2 separate regions of the Mus musculus genome follow, and region 2 is linked to region 1. A link is a loop called in an ENCODE intact Hi-C map of the cell type or tissue named here. Cell type or tissue: left cerebral cortex. All regions are shown on one strand. Links, peaks and the distances in the headings refer to the core of each region. The heading gives the core; the rest is flanking DNA. Region 1 overlaps Lin52 (lin-52 homolog (C. elegans)). Region 2 holds the start of LOC115487945 (a long non-coding RNA gene).

What was found. A loop is a pair of places that touch in the nucleus more often than their neighbours do. Peaks named below come from ENCODE experiments on the same cell type or tissue, not always from the same donor. Only the 100,000 strongest peaks of a DNase experiment are listed, where the experiment ranks them.
Region 2: it touches region 1 in a loop (2.1-fold over the local background); 5 of 42 quality-filtered maps call a loop at or near these places.

Annotation. Positions count from the first base shown.
Region 1 is chr12:84,464,012-84,473,239 of GRCm38, reverse strand. The region is part of intron 5 of Lin52 (lin-52 homolog (C. elegans)); the gene reads right to left. Among named protein-coding and RNA genes, the nearest start is that of Lin52, 17 kb to the right of the region's middle. In left cerebral cortex, for the core only: a CTCF peak has its summit at 4,336 (motif pointing left); a DNase peak (open chromatin) is centred at 4,340.
Region 2 is chr12:84,534,407-84,543,634 of GRCm38, reverse strand. It overlaps LOC115487945 (a long non-coding RNA gene), which reads right to left and starts at 5,461. Exons shown (of 2, transcript XR_003950097.1): 1 at 2,076-5,461. In left cerebral cortex, for the core only: a CTCF peak has its summit at 3,912 (motif pointing left); DNase peaks (open chromatin) are centred at 3,896 and 5,129.

The DNA.
Region 1 (9,228 bases), core at 506-8,505:
GCTTTTTTATGCTTAGAACTGACCTTACATGTGAGGACTTTCTGTCAGTAGATGTTCTCTGATATTTACATTATTTTTAATGGCTGTGTTATCCTTTAAGAATACAGAACAGTTTACCTGGTTATCCCTCTAATTTCCATGGACCTATTTGGTCTTTCTGTGATTACAGCACTAGGGTCTGAACCCAGGATTCAAATGTTATCATTGAGATTCATCACATACACACACTACTTACTCTAAATATACATCTTCTTGGCTAACATATATTGTAGTATTATACAAAATGATACTTTGAAAGCAATCTTATCCTAATTGATTTATGCCCTGTCTGCTCTCCTCTATCCTGCCCCTCCTCCCCAAATCAGAAGGGAGTAAAAGACCAGAAGCATTTTATGGCAAAATCCTCTTTGTGAGTAAAACCATTTCAGATGCAATGTTGGGTTTATAAAATAACTTGACTAATGGATAAAAGATATGAATGCTTATAAGCCTTAAAGGTAATTTAAGGATTTGTGCATCCTAATTTGTTAACCAAGGGAAAAATGAGAAATACCGGCATGTTCTATTTCCCATTATCTTAATACATTTTAAACAAAATACTTGAAAGCTAAATTGACAATTTCTAATTATGAGAAATAACCTTGATCCTTTCAAAGTGGGGATCCTAGAGTTTATACTGTATTATTATCTAAACAGGAACACCACAGTAATGAGTATGGTGAGATGTTATGGTAATGCATGAAACAAAAGAAATCATGTTAAGTTTTGAATGGTATTTGAAAAAAAAAAGATTTATCAGCCATTTTTATAGTACCTTTGAATCAAGTTCCCAGGACTTATTTTTTAGGTTATAATAATTTAAATGTATCCCTTTTTTCCCTTGCAAGACACGGTCACAGGCTGACCTGAAAGTCAATAGCCAGCGAAGCCTGCCTGCCCTTCAACTCCTGATGCCTCTCCTATCACCTAGAGTCATTAGAGATGTACACTGCCAAGTCCAGATCTGAATTTATGCTCTCTTGATTCTCCAGCCTTAACTATAGAGATGATCAATATACATGGAAATGGGGGTTACTTTCACAGGTGTTTTTGTCTATCACAGACAATGAAAACAAATTCTAATTCCTGATGTTAGTAGGAAAGGAGAGGTGGGAAGCGCCTTTCTGGGAGATGAGATGCCCATGCATTTTCTCTAACCACATAGAAATTGCAGTCTTCATTCTTAAGATGAACTAAATTGGTGCAGATACAATCCAAAGATAGCTATGCAGCAATTTTTTGGTACCAGTTACTGTCAGTTCACATTTAGATGACTTTTGCTGTGTTAATCAAGCATCTTATCTCCCTTTCTGACTTCCCCGTCACTAATGAGACCCTGAGCAGTGTGAGAGTCTGGGATGTGCCTCACCTAGCGCATCATTTGTCTAGCATGCACAAGATCTTGAGTTCAATCTCTGCATCACATAAACCAAGCGGGCCTGGTGGCTCGCACAAGTGATCCCAGTCTTCATCAGGAGAATTAAGTTCAAGGTCTTCCTCTGTACACCCGAGTTTGAGGTCAGCCTCGGCTGCAATGAAACTGCCTCAACAAAACAAAACAAGCCAAGCCCTAGCATGCTGAAGTCTAACTTCACCTCATCTCCTAAGGTGAGTCTAGATGCTTGCCCAGAGCTTGAAGATACACTCTGCGCTGTCCTCCATTCTCACGTCCCTTAGAGCTCCATCCTCAACTTCCTGCCTCTGGGCTCTCAAAACCCATTCCGTCTGACATTACCCGGGATTCCTACAGGCGTGTGACTGTCCTATTAAACAGTCTTCAGTGGTAGACATTTTAGGAAGAGGAAAATAAACTTAAGGTGGCTCAAGCCGTTAATCCCAGCACTTAGGAGGCAAAGGCAGGCAAATCTCTGTGAGTTCGAGCCCAGCCTCCTCTTCAGAGTGAGTTCCAGGACAGCTAGGGATACACAGAGAAACCCTGTCTCAAACAAACAAACAAACAAACAAACAAACAAACCAAAACAATGATACAAACAAACAAAAAACCTAAGCAGGTGCCCCTGTGTATCTATATGGGCAAGTATAAATCCATGAATAAAGGGAATAAAAGGAGCCAAGAGACATCAGATGTTTACAGCAGTCACCTCGTAGTGATAAGCTATGGTTGTATCTTATGCTGTTCTAGCCTGAGTTCTACCATCTGGGGTCCTTGGAAACTCACTTCTATCACTCACACCATTCAATACAGTTGTTGCTTCCAAAACTCTACTTAACTCCTAATATTCAAACCACCTATGTTCCCTTCCATTTCTACCCATGAAGATTCTACATGTTCTTTAAAATTCATTTCCATTGTGGTGGTGGTTGTTGGTGGTGTGTATGTACACCCATAGGTGCACATGCAGAGTCAAGATAGCTTTGGGTGTCCTCTTCTGTCATTCTCTGTAGTAAGAATTCTGGGATTCTGTTTTTTTTTTTTTTTTAAAAACACAGAGATATTATAAGAATGTGCTTTCGGGGGCTGGCAAGATGGCTCACCAGGTAAAAGCACTGACTGCTCTTCCGAAAGTCTCCCTCTCCTATCTAGTGCTAGAGAAGAAATGGGCGGGGGGAGAAGAACCCACAAAGTGGCACAGACCAGCTACAATACTCCACTTTATTATTCTCTTCACACAGTGTGCAGGGAACATGACGCTGGCCACTGAGGGAACAGAGAATTCCAGTATCTCCTGTTCCTATAACGTAATACTGGGGTTACAGACACACATGGCTGAGCCTGGTTTTTTTATGTGGGAGCTGGGGATGTTTATTCAACAAGTGCTCTTATCCACTGAGCCATCTCCTCAAGTCTTACCCCCACCCTCCAAAAACCTCAAAACTCAGAGCTTCTCTGTGTCGTCCTGGCTGTCCTGAAATTTGCTCTGTAGTCCAAGCTGGCCTAAAATCCAGAGAATCATAAAGGTATGGACCGTCTCCACCCAGTGAGTCTATTATTCTCAATGTTTCAAACAGTGCTACAATGTTCCTTTTTCTTGCCTGGGGCAGACATCAGTAACTGAGTATCTGACTTCTCTAGGAGCTGGAAAGATGGCTCAGCCTTGCACTGTCTGCTCTCCCAAAGGTCCTGAGTTCAAATCCCAGCAACCACATGGTGGCTCACAACCATCTGTAATGAGATCTGATGCCCTCTTCTGGAGCATCTGAAGACAGCTATAGTGTACTCACATGTAATAAATAAACCTTTAAACTGACTTCTCAGAAATCAGAATCCTCAATTCAGTGGTTCTAGACAGGCCTTACTGATCAATTTATACTGACATAAAAGGAAGCATATTTGCTCTTCCTGTAGCAGCTTACACTGCCCTCTTCTCTCCAAAACAATGACTTCTTTGTTTTCTTACAGAACTCATCTCTCTAAGGTCTATTAAGAGTTATTACTTACCACCTCTCCCCTCCCTCATAGATTTGAATGTGCACAGTGAAGTGATGGTATTTTATTCAGCCTCATGTCCCTCCAGAGCCTGTGTGACATCAATAGCTGCTGAATGGGACTTCTTTTCTCTCTCTTTCTTTCTTTCTTCCTTTCTTTCATCAGATCATTCAAAATGACTTAATGTTTAAAAACCTTATTTTAAAATACTTTAATTTTTCTTAAGGACAACTAGCCCAAGTTTATTCTATCAATTTTTTATTTTTTATTTTATCAATTCTTGTTTTCATTTAACATGGCATTGCCTGATAGTGCAGAATAACACAGCCGAGTCTAAGACTGCAAGACAGACTACAGACTACAGTAAGAGAGGCACCCAGGCGAGCCCATTCTTAGAGCCTTTATCCAAGGATGAGAATGGAACTGAACAATCACACCTTTAGAATGTTGACGATCCAACCTCTGCAATTCAGTACAAAATACTACTTTGGATAATAAAAAAACTAAAGGACTCTGAGCATCGAAAATATACATTATTTCAAAAGGGAAATGAGTTTTAAAAAATGAGATGGAGCAATGAAAAAAAAGGAATGAATGAAAAGAAAAAGAAAAAAAGGAAAAAGTTAGACAAACAGTCCGATAAACCCCACAAAAACTGCTTTACTGGCTAGAGCAAACAGGGCCGGAGCGAGCAAAAGTCCTGAGTTCAATTCCCAGCAACCACATGATGGCTCACAACCATCTGCACAGCTACAGTGTACTCATATACATTAAATAAATAAATAAATAAATAAACAAACAAACAAACAAACAAATAATTTTTTAAAACCTGCTTTCCCTAAATCAAAAGCCCAGTTCAAGCAGTATGGCAGATTTAGAAGGACTGTAAGACCTATGCTGCCATCTAGAGGTGAGATACGAGATGATTTTTTTTTTCCTTTTCACCAAGGACACAGACACAGTACAGCCAGTATTGAATAGGTCATATTATAAAAGCCAGACAAGAAACCTTGACACCAAAGAAGTAATCCTAGAGTGTAGAGTCACAGTTAGCCTCCTTTAATCACAGATTAAAACTTGAATTCAACAGGGCTAACTGTCCTTAGAGCTAGATAGACACTGTGGTCCATGCCTCTGAATCCTAATACCTGGGAAGCGGAAGTAGGAAAACTACCTTGAGTTCAAAGCCAGTCTGGCTATACAAAGCAATATCCTGTCCCATAAGCAAAGTATGTAGGAGGAGAATAATTTCTCAATATAGTTAGCTACTTTTCAAAAACACATGCACACAGGGTACTAATAGAAGAGTTTGGAAACATTGGTTTTTTCTTTGGTACAACCACTTTATACCATACATTGGTACAAACTTCAACAATGTAATTAATTGAGTGAAGTAACAGGTTTAAATGTGGGCTGGCCAGATACCTCAGTAGTAAAGAACTCAGCATACATTACTTGTATAGGATATGATTTGGTTTCCAGTTCCCGTAGCAGGTGGCTCACCATGACCAGTGACAGCAGTTCTGGGGCAGCGGCTGCTTCTGGCCTCCTTGGGCACTCAGAAGCATGCATGCACACATATATGCAGTTAAAAATGAAATAAATCCTTTGCAAGTTCAAAATGAAGTCTCAATTATTGTTTTTACATAAAATGTTGCTTTTTAAAACTCTAAGAATCTAGCCAAATAACAATCTCACTCAAACTGCTAAACGAACATGCATGATTAAAAATTATCTATGAACTCACCAGTCTTTAACACCATACTAAATGCTTTCTGCCCAAGATCAGAAAGACAAAAAGGACATCTATTCTTACCACTTCTATTCACCACTGTGGTGAAATTTCTAACTAAGATAATGAATGTGTTGTGTGTGTGTGTGTGTATGTGTGTGTGTCTGTGTGTGTGTGTGTCTGTGTGTGTGTATCACAAGATCTACAAACACTACTCCTCATCATTAAAACACCAATTACTTAATACTAGAACAATTTTCAGAAGCTTTCATCCTTTGAGTTTTAAGGAATGAGCTTCATTAGATAACTGTGTCATTCCTCTCAGGGTATCAACAACTGGCCATTCCTTTATTCCACCAGCAAACATTTACACACTGCAAACTTTCTAAATGCTTTCTGCATTTAGACTACATACAAAGGCAGCCTCAAAAATGACTGTTATCTTAAAAAATTACATTTAGTCCAAGAGCTAAAACAAATATAACACATCCCAAGAATGGCAACAGTACCGTAAAAATGAAACGAATCTACACAAAGAAGTTATTGTATTCTAAAACCTGTACTCCAAAAGGGTTATCTGACAGATAACCATGTATCAAATCAAAGTGTAGGGTAAGGCTCACCTTTCAAAAGATACAATCTAGTTATCATCAGCACTACAAGGTTCTTGTTATTCATGTACTAACACTTAAGGATACTGTGAACTGACAGTTATGCTTTGAGGCTAAATATTTTTTGCATTTTTCATCTCATCATCTTCATCAGGGCAGATATTTGCATGGAAACAGTATCAGTGGTTCCCAGGACCCATCAGTTCCTACTGCTTATTTTTCACCCTTGTCATCCTTTCAATTAATGTAGGAGAGAACACTCAAGACACTGAAATCCCGATTAAGATGTCAAATGAAGGACAGCCCCTAGAGCAGATGAAGAATCTAAGAGGGGGAAAAAAAAGATGTTTTTTATGCAAATACTCTACACATTAAAACAAAGACACTGTATCCAAGAAGTCAAATACAGTATCAATGTAATCTTCTCCATTTCTAACTTAAAGCATTTTCTTACCTCAACTAAATTCACTATGGTCAAGAAAATGGCAGTGCATTACAAAGTACAGTTACAGACGTGGAAACAGGCTCAGTTATGAACTGAAAGGCAATTTAAGAGTCTGTGCTGTGTTTATCCTACCTACACTGGCAGGAAAACAGTCTTTGTTATTCAGTTTAAATTCAGTGATTAAAGTCATCGCAGAGTGGCTTGCTGCTTTGATCCCAGAGCTGGAGAGGCAGAGGTGGGCTGATATTTCTGAGTTTGAAGCCAGCCTGGTCTACAAACTGAGTTCTAGTTTAGGCAAGGCTACAAAGATAAATCCTGTCTCAGTGATTAAGATGACTTAGTTGACTGCAACTAACCCTAGTCCCAATGTCTTCAGTTCTTAGAAACACAAATCCATGGCAGTAAGGATGACTCAGTGGGTAAGAGACACACCATCAAACCTAATGAGTTCAGGTGAATTCCCTGGAGCCCACACTGATGGAGAGAACCAGCTCTCCCAAGTTGTTCTCTGACTGCGGTACAAATGTGTGGACAAGAAAGTTAATTAATTAATTAATTAATTGGAAAATTAAAAACATTTTTCCACCACCAAAGACAACACTGCATAAACTATTGATATTGCAAGTGTACAATTTAATGTGAAGCTCCACAGCTTCCATTCTAAATGCATATTCTAACTGTATAGAGATTTATTGACTTGTACAGTCTGTGGGTCTGGTTAATTTTGGAGTATAATATTTTTATTTACTTGTAAGGTTTTTGTTTTGTTTTATGAGACAGGGTTTCTCTACATAGCACTGGCTGTCCTGAAATTCTTCAGGCCTTGAACTTAAAGCAATCCACCTGCCTCTGCCTCCCAAATTCTGGGATTAAATGCTTGTACCAGTATTTGCAGGATATATTTTAAATGATGAAATTTATAAAATTTAAAATTATATTAAGAACAGTTAATAGTAATAATGCTTTAATTGTGGGTTTTTATGCTGTGGGAATCCAATAAGATAGACTTCACTGATGCTTGTGAACAAACTCATTATTCTGAGAACTAGTAAGTAAAACAAGCCATTTATTTTTCTGTTCTAATGGGAACGACTTTTGAGGACTTCAAATGGTTGATCACTTCTTTATAAGAAAGTTCAGAATAATAAGAAGGGATGAAGGGGCTGGTGAGATGGCTCAGTGGGTAAGAGCACCGGACTGCTCTTCTGAAGGTTCGGAGTTCAAATCCCAGCAACCACTCATAACAAGATCTGACTCCCTCTTCTGGATTGTCTGAAGACAGCTACAGTGTACTTACATATAATAAATAAATGAATCTTTAAAAATATTAAAAAAAGAAGGGATGACAGAATAAGATTATCACAGTCTTACAACCTTCACTGAAATCATGGAACTAGACAGTAACCAAGAGCTGCTACTGTGGGTAAAGGCTAATAATGGAGAGTAGACAGGCTGGCAATACCTTCATCAACTCCCGATCCTAGTGTTAACTGAAAAGAGATGAGCAGACAATATCCTTAGACACACCACCTAAAAAATATTCCTGCCAAAATTAAAATAAAAAATGAAACCTGTATCAATGCAAACTTCCAAATCTAACCTCCATGAAATAAAAAGATAGTCATGTATACAATCATAAGTACATCTTCAAGGATATAATCAACAAAATACAGAATATGGCAAATTCTAGAGCAAGTCACTAAATTTAGCAAATAGCAAGAAAAAGATATAAAAGGTCAAACTAGATAGCAGACTAAAAGAGAATATCAATTAAATATAGCTTATAACCCTTATGTAGATCATGACTAAAGGAAACCAACTGTATGTATAGTCATTTGTAATTTAACCAGGGAAATATGAACCATGGCTGGGTAGTTTAAGATATTGAGTAGCTTGTTAGAACTTTTTAGGCATAAGCCAGACATGGTGGTACAGGTCTGTAGTACAACTACTTGGGATGTTGAGACCATGAGTTTGAGAGAATCCTAAGCAACATGGTTAGACACCTCCTCCCTATCCCTTCTATCTAGAAGGGTTGCCAAGATAGCCCAGGCTGGTCTGGAACTCACTATATGGCCCAGAGGACTGGCCTCAAACTCACAATCTTTCTGCCTCAGACTTCTAAGTGTTGGATTGCAGATGTGCACCATCATGCCTGGCCTGTAAGACTCCCTTAAAAAGTAACAATGGAAATGTGGTTATGATGTTTTTAAAGTCTTATCTTTTAGAAATACAAATGAAGCCCTTTGGCACTAGTGGTGATGCAGGCAGTGGGCCTGCTTTAGAATGACTGTAATACTATGAGAGGTTACTTATATAAGGGATGCCGAACTGGACATAAGCTGATTACAGAAACTGTGTCACAGACATGACCTTACTATCCTGTTCTCTCCTTTAGTCTGTTTAACTTTTTTCTATAATAAAAAGTGGGAAAATATTTTTCTCAGCAGATGATTAGACAGGATGCAGCGACTGCAGCTACAACTAGCTAGAAATGGTGCAGCTAAAAAATGTTTGGTAGCAGCATCTTCTTGATATGACAATCATAAAGTTTACTGCACTAAAAATGGCACAGATAAGGCATTGATTATTAAGATGATTGCAGCATTTATAATCTAATGCTAGAAACAAGAGCAAGGAGTCCTATGCCCCTCAAGCCCCTCGGTCATGAACTTAACAACCACAGTTCTTCTCTTTATAAACCCTCGCCAGCCATAACACACTTAGTTTTAATTAATTCTGCCAAGGCATAAACTTTAATGCAAGAAATAAACCAACCAGAGCACAGCAGAGAGGGAGATGAGGATCACTAAGAGTTCTAACTTACAGTGGTCCTTGATTCCTGAAGGGATTAAAAATGGTTTTGGTTAAAGAAATCCAATTTAATCAAGGCTGGAGTTGTGCCTCCATGGTGGTGGTGGTGGAGCGCTTGCCTTAGGCCCTAGGTCTGATCCCAGCACGGGGGTGGGGGTGGGGAGCTGGGAAGCCAACAGCAGATGACAACAATGGAAAG
Region 2 (9,228 bases), core at 812-8,811, 70 kb before region 1:
AGATGTACAACTTGACCTTCATGGGGGTCCTGAACAACTGGAACAGGGGTTATCCCAAAAGCTGTTGCCGGTAGGATATGTTCTACTAACTGGTCTGCCTTGTCTGCACTCAGTGGGAGAGGAAGCACCTAGCCTACAGAGACTTCAAGTGCCAGGATGAGGGGATACGGGGGGGGGGGGGGCACTCATTCAGAGGAGAAGGGGAGGTGGGAGAGGAATTGTGGGAGGAGACCAGGAGGGCAGCAGTGATCTGGATGTAAAGTGAATAAGTAAAAAATTAATTAATTAATTAAACAAACAAACCAACTAACCCAAAGACATAAAGGAACCAAAACTATATATGTACTGGCATGTGTGTATATATGTACTGGCATGCGTGTATATATGTACTGACATGCCTGTATATGTGTACTGGCATGTGTGTATATATGTACTGGCATGCATGTATATGTGTACTGGCATGCGTGTATATATGTACTGGCATGTGTGTAAACCTTGCGCTTAGGAGGCTGAACAGGAGGACTGTGAGTTCAAGGACAGCCTAGACTATACACTGAGTCTCTGGCTAAACAAATACTGTAAACACAGCATCTATCTTGATAAACAACCCATTAAACATACCTATGGACACAAATAATATATTCACCAATTTTTTTTATATGCTATTCCTGCCAGCACACAGTAGGCACTTCCTAAGGGCCTACTGTCCCTTTCATCTCCAGGGCACAACATTAACAATTCTGTTTGCCCAGCCACCTCCCTTTCCACTGTGACCCTTGATCAGCAAGCACAATAAATGTTTGCTAGGTGACTGATTTATACCAGGGATGAGGGAACGTCTCCAAGCTTCCACAGAAGTGAAAGACAAGTGGCCTCCATCGCCCCACAAGGGAAGATGATGTCAGGTGCCAGGGTGGAGATGGTGAACATACTCGGTGTGCTGGAGTCCCAGCAGCCAAGCTCACCCTGTCCCAGGGTCAAAAGTATTCAGCTGCCAGGACCATATCAGAAATGTAATCTCAGTACCCAAGGTCTGTCCTAAGGCCTGGCTCCTTAGGCCTTGCACCTCCCACCTAAGTTGGACAGGGCCCTTTCTTCCACTTCTTTAGTTGGAGATGGGTGTTTAACTCATATGATGAGCCATGTATTGTATCAGGGCTCTTTGTGAGTGGAGAGGGACACCTGAGCCCTGGGTACCCAAAGGTGTAGAGAGATGGGGACACAGATGTAGCCAGAATACCTCAGCCTCCAGCACCTGGCATGTTGTAGAGCACCAATTCACAGTCTTCAGGGGTGTACTGAAAGCTGGGGACTGTCAGGAGCCTAGAGGTACCGACTCCATACCCTGAGCAGTTCTTAGGCGAAGCCGCTGAGTTGTGTGTGGCTCGCCTCCACTGTTACACCACTGAACACACTGACTAGTGTGGACCAGGCACTTCCCAAGGAGAGTCTCAGAGGTCTGGGAAGGCCTTGAAAAAGTCTTCTCAATTTTTAGAATGGAAAAGCAGCCCAAAGAAGTCTAAGTCATTTCCAGTGCCACAGAGTTCACATCCGCTGGGAGCCTCAACTCCCGGCCTCCTCTTGGCTCCACTCCTGCCCAGGATCTCAGGGGTCAGGGGCTGCTCTTGAGGGTTCTTCATGGCTCTCCATTCCTACTGATCCACTTCCCTAAAGTCCCACCGGACTCTGAGCTCTACATCTCCCTGTCCACTCACTCAGTTCCTCAGGAGGTCCTGGAGACCCCAGTAGTGGGGAGAGAGGTCCTTGGTGCCTCTTAGCTGTCCGCTAGCTCAGAGCTGTAGGGAGGCTGTTGCGGTGCACAGCACTGATCCTAACCAAGTTTGCCAGCCCAGCTTTTCTCATGGCTCCCACACAATGGTCTGCTTTGTGCCCACCTGCCGATAATGCTTAATTAGGCGAGGAGTTGATTAATTTGAGGTAATTGACAGCTAATTAGAAGCCTACAGGCTCATTAACTTGACATCTTGTCTTTGTGAATTGGCTGGGTACGGTCAGGTGATGGTAACCGTTGCTCCCCTCCCCAGCTCTTCCAACCCCAAAGTCTGAGGCATCACCTAGGGGAGGGCTGGGCAGATCCGGGGTTCAGGTAGGGCAGTCTCAAGATCAAGAGTAGAGGGAACTGGTACTGAAGAGTAAGGAGTCCCGAATGGAGACGTCTGCTCTGGCTCTAGGGAGGAGAGAGAACAAGAATGAAGGGCAAATGGACCCGAGAGAGAACTGGACCCTAGCAGGAGAATGGGGAAGCCCGAAGCTCACATAGTGAGAAGGGGCTGGGGAGCAGGTGAGCCTGTTGGTACTAGGGGTAGGCTTTGAAGAGAGGCCGACTTGTGGTTAAATCCCAGCTCTGCCTAGAGCTAGGAGACTCCAACTGACCTAAATGCTCTCTAAGCCCGGGGCTCGTTTGTAAAACAGGATAACAATGTCTACCTTACCTCATTTGGTTACTGTGAACAGTTCATGGGACACAGAGGCAAGGCCTAGGAAGCACCCAGTTAAATGTCACTGACTGGGCTGGCAGGATGGGTCAGTGGGTGCAAACTTGATGACCCAAGCTTGATCCCTGGAACCGGGGTGGAAGGAGAGAACTGAGTCTGGAAGGTCCCTCCCACCTGCACACTTGCACTGTGGCAAACATCTTCCTGTGCTCACTTACACATCACACACACTCACTCTCTCTCACACACACACACACACAATGAGTAAAACCTAAAGAATGTTCACTATCCTTGGCAGTGGGAAGACGTGACTGGGAGATAGTCTAAGAGGGCAGGTTGTCAGAGGCAATGGGAAGCCCCTCCCTTGGAGAACTAGTGTCACTGTGGACATTTGCATTCACAGCACAAGAGTGTTTGATGGTGTGGGGATCAGGTCTTCTTGTCGCAACCTCTTTAGGGGGCAATTTAGTGATCTATATTACAATGTATATGTAGCTTTTGACCCAAGAGTTCCCTGCTATTAACGCACTCTGAGGATTTACATGTATGCGCAAGGATTTCATTACAGCGCAGCCTGCAGAACCTTCCTGCGTATCCCAGTTGGAAAGACTGGAAATCACCCAAAAGTCCATCAGCGACTAAGTTATGGTACCTCCCCGTAGTACAGTATATTACTATTGAATATATATGAGCAGGATCCAAAATGCATTAAATAGGGGGAAAAGCCACGTATATAACAGTGTATAGTTCCCACAAGTAGCTCAGTGGATGGAGGTACAGGAAATGGGAGGCGTATTTTTGGCTTGTACTTATCACCTTTTCAAAAATCAGTTTACAATTAACCCCCCCACCCCCCATAAGCCCTAACAATACTGCTATAATGGCAGAGTAGCGCCATGAACAAGGGCGGGAACACTTGGTTTCTTCTTCTACACAGACAAACATGGTGGCCATTGGCCACGTGTGGCCATTGAACCCTTGAAATGTGGTCTTTTTTTTTTTTTTTTTTTTTTAAGAGGATGGAGAGGTGGTTCAGTGGTTAGAAGTACGTACTGCTCTTGTGAATTTGGTTCTTTTTTTTATTTATTTATTTATTTATTTATTATATGTAAGTACATTGTAGCTGTTTATTTATTATATGTAAGTACATTGTAGCTGTCTTCAGAGTTATTTATTTATTTATTATATGTAAGTACATTGTAGCTGTTTATTTATTATATGTAAGTACATTGTAGCTGTCTTCAGACACTCCAGAAGAGGGGGTCAGATCTTGTTACGGATGGTTGTGAGCCACCATGTGGTTGCTGGGATTTGAACTCTGCACCTTCGGAAGAGCAGTCGGGTGCTCTAACCCACTGAGCCATCTCACCAGCCCCCTGTGAATTTGGTTCTTAGCACCCACAATGTAGGTACTCCAGCTCCTGGGGATCTGATGCCCTCTTCTGGCCACTACAGGTATTACATCCACATGCATCATCACCCAGATACAGACATATAGACATCTTTAAATTAAAAAAAAAAAAAGAGGAGGGAGGGATGGAGGGAGGGGGAGACAGAGACAGACATGGAAAGGGAGAGAGATTTTATTTGATCACAGTTTGGAAGGTCTAAGTCCAAACAGCATGAAGCAGGATCTTACAACGTTGCCTTTTGGCTTCCTCACTTCATGGTAGGCAGACACATGTATTTCTGCTGGGGCTGAATTTTTAAATATTTACTTACTTTTAATTTAGACTTAATAGCTACCTGAGGCTAATGGTTACAAGTGTGCAGATAACATAGAAATGTGCTTAAGAGATAAACCAGCCAGTGGTCCCTCACTTCCATCTGAGGGAATTCCCAACCCAGAATAGAAGTCTCACAAGTCTGAGTTCTGGAAAGATCTGGAATGCCTAGTTTTCTTAGGAGGGAACATCTTCCTGGCTTAGATCAGTGGTTCCCAACCTTCTTGATGCTGCAACCCTTGAACATGTCATGTGTGGTGACCTCCAACCATAAAATTATTTCATGGCTATTTCATAACTGTAAGTGTGCTCCTGTTATGAATTATAACATAAATATCTGATATTTGACCCCAGGGGGTCGTTTGTGACCCACAGGCTGAGAGTCGCTGTCTTGGGAACTAAAAAGCACATTTAGACAGAGACGATGGCTCAGTGGGTAAAATGACTGTGCCACAAGCTCCAGGATCTGGGTTACGGCCCCAGAAGCCATGGGGAGCTGGGCACAGCAGTGTGCGCCTGTACTGCCAGCACACCCGGGAGCTGGACATGGGAGAATCCCAAGATGCTTTTGGGCCCGCTCCCTGAGCAAAGAAAGGCTGCAGAGATCGGCAAGGGACCCTGTCCAAACAAGGTGGAAGGCAAAGGCCAACACTGGAGATGGTCCTCACCCACGAATACATGTGTGCACACACACACACCACACAGGTGCATCACACACACACACACATGCACACACGCACACATGCATTTTGGCTTTGACATAGTAGTTACACACCTCTTTAGGTGGCTGGATCCAGGCATCCGCTCACTCAGTGACTGTGCTCTAAGTATCCTTGGTATGTCAGGCTCTGGAAAACAGTCACACACATTCAATTTTTGCTCCGGCTTCTCAGTAAGGGCTGAACACAATTGTGTTTCTCCCTCACAAGAAGCATAAAGCGTGGGCCTTTAGGTGTTTAGCGAGCGGCTCTGTGTAGTGCCAAGTCACAAGACAGGCTCGCTAGCCTGGCTCAGTTGCTGTGGAAGAGTGACAGGCAGCAGCAAAAGGACATCACCATTCTCTTCTCATTCCAAAGCTCAGGGTGGACCTGAGAGCTTTTACATCCTCTGTGGCATTGCCCCCAGGCTTCCTACGGGTCTGTCATTTGAAAGTGAAAAGCAGCAGGTTTCGCTGCTATTTTCCTTTGGAGCATCCAAGAGCCCATCAGTGCGAAGCACAGCTCACAGGCGGGCAGGTTCACAGGGCTTCATGCCCAGCTCAGGGAAGGTGTAAGCCTCAGACTCAAGCCCCCCCCCCCCCCCCCCCCCGATCCTGTGTCCTCTCTAGACAATACCCCCAGTCACAGCTGCCCTGACTGCGGGCATGTCTGCAGACTGTTACAGAACTTCAATCAGGCACAGTCCTAGTGTGTGCCCTTCTTCATACCACAGGCGCACACACAACACAAAAATGCAAGAAAAGATTTGAAAAGTTGTTCTTTTTGCTTGACACTTTTGTTTTGTTTTTTTGTTTTTTGCTTTTGCATGGATGAGGTAGCTACCAATATACCCCCCCCCCCCGCCCCCGAGACAGTGTTTCTCTGTATAGCCCTGGCTGTCCTGGAACTCACTTTGTAGACCAGGCTGGCCTTGAACTCAGAGATCCACCTGCCTCTGCCTCCTAGTGCTGGGATTAAAGGCAGCACTACCAATATTCTTGCAGCGTCTGCTGGTGGACAATTATTTCTATTGGTCATACACCTAGAAGTAGAATTAACAATGGTTGCACTAAAATTTTCCTTTTTTTAATATTTTTTTAATTATGTATTTTCCTCAATTACATTTCCAATGCTATCCCAAAAGTCCCCCATACCCTCCCCCCCCCCCCACTCCCCTACCCACCCATCCCCACTTTTTGGTCCTGGCGTTCCCCTGTACTGAGGCATATAAAATTTGCGTGTCCAATGGGCCTCTCTTTCCAGTGATGGCCTACTAGGCCATCTTTTGATACATATGCAGCTAGAGTCAAGAGCTCCGGGGTACTGGTTAGTTCATAATGTTGTTGCACCTACAGGGTTGCAGATCTCTTTAGCTCCTTGGATACTTTCTCTAGCTCCTCCATTGGGGGCCCTGTGATCCATCTAATAGCTGACTGTGAGCATCCACTTATGTGTTTGCTAGGCCCCAGCATAGTCTCACTAGAGACAGCTATTATCAGGGTCCTATCGGCACAATCTTGCTAGTGTATGCAATGGTGTCATCGTTTGGAGGCTAATTATGGGATGGATCCCCGGATATGGCAGTCTCTAGATGGTTAAAATTTTCCTTTTGATATATGGTCTCACTATGTAGTCCAAGCTGGCCTCAATCTCACCATCCTCCTGCCTCAGCCTTCTTAGGGTTAGAACAGGCTTGCATTACCATGCCTGGCTCCCAAACCCATCAAAAAGCAGAATGTGTAATCCAAGCATGTAGGAGGCAGAGGCAGCACATCTCTGTGAGTTTGAGGCCAGCCTGGTCTACATAAATAGTGAGTTCCAGGACAGCCAGGGCTATAGAGTATGACCCTGTCTCAAAGCGGGGAAAGAAAAAAAGGAGAATGTGGGTTTAAAGTAGTGTAGTCAATTATTCCATTTGAGGGATTGCCCACCATCTTAGGAAGCTGCTGGGTTTACAGCAAACGCGACGGTTAGGTACCATGATTCAGCATCAGTTGTAGAGTGATCGCCTAACATACACAAAGCCTGAGGCAGGATGCTGCACACCTGGAACTTAAGCACTCCAGAGGCTCGGGTCAAGGACCAGGAATTCCAATTAGCCTTTGCTACAAAGTTTGGGTCTTGCATATAGTACTTAAGACCTTATCTCAAAAAAAGACGAAGGAGGAGGAAGTAGAGGAGGAGAAGGGAGAAGGAGGAGGAAAGAAAGAAGCCATTTTCCCCTACAAACAGATTGCAATGGAAAGTTGGCTTCTGAGGCCTCAGGCTGGGAATTCCTTTGGACCGAGGTTTCATCAAATGCACGTGAATTCATTGTTATCACAGTTTCATGCAGACTTATTGCTCCAAATCTCTGGCATCAGGATTTTATTTGTTACTCTGAAAAGAACGTGGCTGGGAGTGGACTGGGTATGGTGGCGTAAACCTCTCAAGATTTATGTGTGTGCATGTGCATGTCTATGTAAATGAACGCAGTGGATGTGGGTGCTCACCGAGCCTAGGAGAGGGTGTCAGATCAGTTGAAGCTGCAGTTGTGTACCTCCTGATGTGGGTGCAGGGAACGGGACTCGGGTTCTCTGCAAGAGCAACAAGTGCTCTTAACTGCTGAACCGTCTCCACACTATCTGTGGATTCTAGAACAGCCAGGTCTACCGTGCTGTCTCAAAGGGGAAGGGGACATAATTTAATTGAAAAGTGACTATTATAGCTCAGGAAATAAAACTAGAGGACAGTCACACCAAACTCCACCCCAAGTGCTTACTATATATGATCAGGAAGCAGACCTAGATCTCTCTAACCATCATCTCTCTATCCATCTCTACCTCTATATCCATGATCTCTCTATCCATCTCTACCTCTCTATCCATGATCTCTATATCTATCTATCTATCTATCTATCTATCTATCTATCTATCTATCTATCTATCTATCTATCTGAAATTGTTTCTTCAAATGGGTCAAAATGGCTCCTAAGTCCCCCAAGCCCCTTGATGGTTTACGTGTAAGTAAGGTCAGGTCAGGGCTTGGTCACACCCAGCCTTGTAGAAGGATCCAGGAGCTGACACTGTCTAGTGGACAAGTAGAACCCGTGTGGCTTTCAGGTGCACAATTGGGCACACCTAGCCCCGGGTGCTGTGTTTGTCCCTGGGTCCTCGAGGCTGGATCTTCCATGTTTCCTGCACTCTTGTCCCCTTACTTAACCTTCCAACCCTGCCACCCATCTCTGCTTCACAGGCTCGCAGTCCTCCCCGCACCCAGAGGCACCTCCATCATTTCTCCTTGACGTGTCTACTTTCATTTTCCTAGGACGAATCATTTGACAATCGCCGGCCCATATTTCTAAGCTCTCTGGGTCTTGCTGTGCGATTTTCCTGTCCTCTCTGGGGTTGGTAACACCAATCATCCGCAGGTTTCATTAGCATGCTGTTTACCCCAGTCTTTCAGATCATTAATGAAGACATGAAGTGAGCCACCAATCCTCACAGCCCCCCCCCCCCCCCCCCCCCGCCTGTGCTGGAATCATTATCCTTCCTGGTGTGACAGGGTCAGAGCCAAACCAATTTGCATCAATCTTTGGTAAGATTGGAGAGTGTCGCCTGCACTACAGTCCTCCCATAGTCACAACTGCCTCAGCCATCCTCCCTTCTGGAGTGCTCCCCTCTTCCTTTGGAGGGATCATCGGATCCAGCCACCCCTCTCATCTGGCTGAAAGCCTCATAGCTATGGTAATGGCCAGGCAGGACTCAGAGCTACACAAGTCCGCCATGTTGCTCTCTTTGTGACTTGACCTTTTTGGTAAACACATTCTGGCAGAGGAGGGGAGCAGATGTGGCCACCTTAGGATTTACTATTCTCATCTTGTCATCTGTTTCTACTGATGTATGGGTCAAACCTCCTCAGGATCCCCCAGAGCCTACCCAGGTGTCGGGGCTTGATGCCCCAGGTTGGGGTTGGCTGTTATGTCTCAGGACAAGGCCTAGTCTTCCTGCTTCTTTCCTGTCTTTTCCACCAGACACCTCATCTTGCAGAGACCTGAGTTGGAGTCCCAGGACCCATGTAAAAATCCAGGCCTAGCGGGGCATGCCTGCAGTCTCAGCACTAGGAAGGTGGGGACAAGATTCCTCAGGCTTGGAGAAGCAATGGAGAAAGACATCCAACAGTGCTCTCTGACCTATGCACAGGCAGACATGATCACGTGCACACACACACACACACACACACACACACACACACACTCTCTCTCTCTCACTCACTCAAAGGTGGAGGCAAAGCAACAGTGGCAGATGGGGCAGGAGGCTAGGATGAATGAAGAGCTCTGGGGTTTGCTTCCCTCTGAGCCACCCCATATTC